Regions from separate parts of the Homo sapiens genome. Here region 2 is linked to region 1. Evidence: chromatin loops called from intact Hi-C (ENCODE). Cell type or tissue: dorsolateral prefrontal cortex. All regions are shown on one strand.

Region 1 (2,500 bases):
TTCCTCCACCCTCCATTCTTTGGCATCAACAACCAGAGTTTTGCATCAATATACAGTAATCCTTAAATTAAGATACAAGAGCAATGCAGGGAAGGAATAATTTGCCTTTTAAGGAATTTTGGTTAAACTTTCAATACTTTACAAATAAACCCCCCACTGATTAGTGCCACTGATATTGATCCGTTTGCTTTCATCACTTTATGTTGCTGATTAGTTTCCATACTAAGAGAGATGAAACCACCCCAGTGATTTGTAGCACGAACCACGCAACTATGGGGTCCATGCGGGTTAGTGGGATGCCATTTTTTTAAAGGTCGCAGGCTACCTAACCTTGTTTAAATTATCCTGTTAGAGTGCTTTGGGCGAGATTACGATTTGTGGGTGCTCTGTAATTCTTTGTTCTCTAAGACTACCGTTCTTTAAGGCCCTGCATATCCTCCCGCCTCCCACCACTAATGATTAAAACCTTAGTCCAATCCGAAGGGCTTCCTTCCCACCTTCGGGGCAAGTACAGGGACCGCAAACCGCCAGATGGCTGCATTCTTTACGCGCAAACCAGGCTGCGGGGAAGCTAAAGCCATGCCTTCCTCCCCACGCAGGTGCCTGGGTGGCCCCGGCCCCACGGCCTGGTCCCGGCGACCTGTCAGCCCTGCGAGTGCCAGGAGGCCGCCCCCAGAGCGCATCCCCTGACTCGCCCGGCCGCCCCGGCCCCGCGCCCAACGCCTGCCTCCCACCCGCCGCGCGGCCCCCGGGATGTGCGGGCAGACAAAGCGCCGGGCCCCGCCACAGCCCCGCGGGCGGGAGGAGGGCGCCCCCGGGGACTCGCGCCGCCGCCGGGGCTACGGGGCCAGGGCCCGGGCCGCGTCTCCCGCCCCTCGGCCGGCTCCCCGCACAAAATGGAGCCGGCCCGGGACGCCGTCGAGAGCGGGGCCCCGACGCAGCCCCGCGGCCCCTCCTCGGCCCCGGGCCCGGAGCTCAACGGCGGCGAGGGTGAGGTGGCCTGGCCCGCGTCCCGCCGCTCCTCAGCCCGGCGCACAAAGAGCCGCGCCGCGGCCCCGCGCCCGCTCCCCGGCCCGGCCCGCTGCGGGAGCGGCCTCGCAGGCGCGGGGCCCGGCCTCGGCCCGCGCGGGAGGGCGGGAGGCTAGTGCCCCCGGCCGCGGCGGCGTTGGCGGCGGGGACGGCGCCGGGAGGAGACGGACATTTCATTCGAGCTAAAGTGGAGTCGGTTTAGGAGCGATCATTGGCCGAAGCGAGACACAAACCTCCAATGCAGCCCTGGTTGGCTCCCGTCTCCAATCGGCTGTTTGGTTGGACAGAAAATGGCTGCGAAGGAACCAGTCCCAGCGCGGAGCTCCGCTTCCAGGACTCGGCCTCCCCTCCCTCCGCCGCGGGCCGCTTCCCTCGGCGCGACACCCTCCCTCCGCGCCGCCCGCGCGCCCGCCCGCCGCGGCCCCGCCCCGCCCCGCCCCGCCCCCGGCCCCGCCCCGCCCCCGGCCCAGTCCCGCGTTCCTGTGAGGCCTCCGCGCCGCTCCGGATGCCGCTCCTCTAGGCGCGAGGTCTTCCAGGGCCCTGCCCGGGCGCGCCGTTCGGGTCTAGGCGGGCCTCCTTCCCGGTGCTGACCCGGGCCTGTGCGAAGCGGGATCTCTCGGGCGTCCCTCTCTTTGTCACCCCTTCCCCCGCCACGTGGAGGTGCCTCAGCCGCCTGAGCTCAGCCTGCCTGCGCCTGGATTTTTAAGAAGGGGAAACCAAGGACAGAAGCCGCCCCCTAGGACGACGCGCCCGAGCCACCGGGAGGGTCTGAACGGCGGGGGCCTCCTGGAGCGCCTTCAGCGCCTCGTGTTTTCTTTCCTTGGGTCCCTGTTAGCGTCGCCGCATGCACAGCGCTCCCTGTCATTTGGTCCCTGAGCTTGGGTGTTTTTCACATTTCATCTAAAGATGCAGACCCCTGCTAAGTCTAGCCAGCCTTCACCCTGAATCTTGAACTTAAGATGCTGCATTTTCCACCCACCCCCACCCCTCTAGTAGCTGCAGATTGACAAGCGGCTTTTCCCAACCAGATGACATTTTGGCTGCAAGAATCCGTGGCCCGTTCTTGCCTCTGTGCAGCCAAGCTCCTTCGCTGTCTTTCTCAAACTGCAGTCCTGAGTTCAGCTTCGCTTAGCAGTGACCATCCCAGAGGTGGGTAATCCAACACTGGATCCACTCACTGCAACCGGAGCTGGGGATGGCATGCCCTCTGCTTCCACTAACCGAGTGGCCTGCACCACATTAAACTCTCCAGCTTTGATTATGTAAAAATACAGAGATCTTTTATTTATAGAGTTCCTACTGTTTCTCAGAGTATTTAAACATTTCTGCGGCAAGTATGGAAGAAAAGACAAATGAAAGCCCCAAATTGTGACAAGAGGAGTAAGTAGCAATGCCACTGTCATCAGACAACCTGACTTGAATTCCAACTCCCCTTCTTACAGGCTTGTGATCTTGGCCAAATGTCTGCTTC
Region 2 (2,500 bases), 1.1 Mb after region 1:
CTAAACATATGTGACTTCATTTAATTCTTCTAGCAACTCTCCAAGGTAGATTCCATGGTTCCATTAACTTCATTTTACTGATGATGAAACTGAGGCTCATCAAGGTTAAGAAATGTGTTCAACCTCCCACTGTAGGAATGTGGCAGGGCTGGGATGTAAATGGGTCGGCAGCACTGAGGTCACCAGCAGGGTGGCTCTCATCAGCGAGCATGATCTTTGGTCCACAGCGTACAGCCCTGACTGGAGGCAGGACAGGGGCAGACTGGAGCTGGATGCTACTACCATGTTCCCGCCCACAATACCTGCCAGAGAACTACATCACAAGTGTCCTTTTTCCTTATATCGTGGAAATGCAACTGTGATGCCCATTAGAACTGACAGGGAAACTCTGGTCTTCCCTTTTTAATTTAACTTGGCAGTGATCACCTCTGGAAAAAATATAACCAGCTACCTTGGACACTGGCTATCCTCATTTACTATACTGTGTCTGCTCAAACTTTGGTTTGGAACAACAGAGATATTCTGAGACATAAAGAAGGAATGAGACCAAGAATAAAGCAAAGGCACACCAGTAGCTCAAAATCCCACGGTCAGAAAGACACGGTCAGAAAGACACTGGTATATCTCACTTACAAAGATAACAACAGCAATCATTTATGGGGTTACTATGGCATGCCAGCATGGAGACACTTTACATATGTTACTTGTTCTTCCTAACAACTCAACTAAATAGCTATTTTTATTTTTATTTTACATACCTCCAAACACAACCTCAGAGAGATTGAGTAACTTGCCAAAAGTAACAGTAGCAGATTCAGGAGTGGAATTCCATCCATTTTCTACTGCCCGACACTTTTAAGGGTATGCTCGGCCAGAGAAACAAATCCAAGCACCCTATGCACACAGCCTCAGCTCCCTATCACTCCTTTACCTTAAAGAAACTGGGTATTACCTAATAAAACACTCCTAGACATTCTCAAGAATAGTGTGTGTAATTGTGTAGTGGCCCAATGTTAACACCACTGACTACTGAGAAAATTTTAAGGTTATAAACAAAGTTCTTATCTCCATAATTTGGTGGAGGAAGAGAATGTCCTAGTGAAAAGAACCAAGACTTTGGGAGGCCAAGACAGGAAGATTGGTTGAGCCCAGGAGTTCAAGACCACCCTGGGCAACACAGCAAGACTCTGTCTCTACAAAAATTAAAAAATTAGCCATGCGTGGTGATGCATGCCTGTAGTCCTAGCTACTCAGAAGGCTGAGGTGGGAGGATCGCTTGAGCCCAGGAGGCTGAGGCTGCAGTGAGCCGTGTTCATGCCACTGCACCCCAGTCTGGGCAACAAAGCGAGACCCTGTCTCAAAAAAAAAAAAAAAAAAAAAAAGAACCAAGTCTATTGAAAGGAAAAATAGGTTATAAACAAAAAGAGGAACAGCACAAAACATCTCCACAGTGAAGACATATAAAACCACCAGGTTATGTTTTGAGATTATCTTGTTTGAGGAAAGAAAGGCCTGATTTGGTTGGAGAGGGCTGCTCCCAGCCGGGCCACTCAACTGCATAACCTCAGAACTACATCTTTTATTTCTTTGTTCCGTTATGCCAATCGCAAAAGAAACAAACAAAACACAAACCGAGCAAGCAACAGTGCTGTTGTCTTCACCTTACCTCAAAAGTGTACTACTTACAGGACAAGAGAATAAGCCCCTGAAGAAGTACAAGCTGCAGGAGCTCAAAGCTGCATTTGTGTTCCTATCGCAGCAGGATTCACACTGTACTGGAACTGTTGCCTCATTATCTGTCTCTGGAACAAACTGTGAACCAGTCAAGGGTAGTCACTCTTATTTATCTTCACATTCCCAACAGCCAGTAGTGCCAGGCAAGGAGCAGAGGCTTCTAAACAACAATGGAGGCAGATTTCTTAATCCCTAAAATGTTCAGCTTCCCACATATGAGAGGTAAGCAGAAATAACGCATGTGTATGCACACAGACTAGTTTTACAATGCATCGTGCAGCACTGCAAACTAAAAAGGAGTCCATGAATAGATGTGTCTAAGGTCAGTTAACTGCTATTCAGCTCTTCCTGGGTCACTCAGTTCAATTACAAAAGCTTTGGTGTTCATTTAATTCATCCTGTGCAATCACATTACTGAAGCAACTCTCAAAATTACTCTTCATAAAACTAGAAGAAACACACAATAGATGGTTTATTAGGATCTTTTCCTTTTAGTGAAACATTTTAGGTCACTGATGACAGAAAAGCCCGGTGCTAGATAGCTGGGCTAACTTGAACCATATCCCTAGTACAGGCAAGTTGCCTGGGTTCCAGTCCTGGCTCTGTCACTTTATGGTGTATAATTCTAAGCAAATTACTTCTCTGCTCCTTAGTTATTTAAATAGAGAATGTACTTCAAGACTATTGGGAGGATTGAGTGAGTTAATATATGTAAAGCATTTAGAAGAGTCCCTGGCACATAAAATCCATGAAACAGGCATTTGCT

What was found. Hi-C counts contacts between places; a loop is a spot of excess contacts. Peaks named below come from ENCODE experiments on the same cell type or tissue, not always from the same donor. Only the 100,000 strongest peaks of a DNase experiment are listed, where the experiment ranks them.
Region 2: it touches region 1 in a loop (8-fold over the local background); 5 of 110 quality-filtered maps call a loop at or near these places.

What each region holds. Positions count from the first base shown.
Region 1 is chr12:104,136,879-104,139,378 of GRCh38, forward strand. It overlaps NFYB (nuclear transcription factor Y subunit beta), which reads right to left and starts at 1,332. Exons shown (of 8, transcript NM_006166.4): 1 at 1,263-1,332. RefSeq lists enhancers at 1-484, 485-1,076, 1,900-2,069 and silencers at 696-825, 886-965, 1,066-1,165, 1,216-1,515. In dorsolateral prefrontal cortex, no CTCF peak of the experiment used is centred here; DNase peaks (open chromatin) are centred at 1,303 and 2,170; H3K4me3 peaks cover 2,317 bases; H3K27ac peaks cover 2,413 bases.
Region 2 is chr12:105,231,405-105,233,904 of GRCh38, forward strand. The region is part of intron 1 of APPL2 (adaptor protein, phosphotyrosine interacting with PH domain and leucine zipper 2); the gene reads right to left. Among named protein-coding and RNA genes, the nearest start is that of APPL2, 3.5 kb to the right of the region's middle. In dorsolateral prefrontal cortex, no CTCF peak of the experiment used is centred here; no DNase peak of the experiment used is centred here; H3K4me3 peaks cover 2,444 bases; H3K27ac peaks cover 1,910 bases.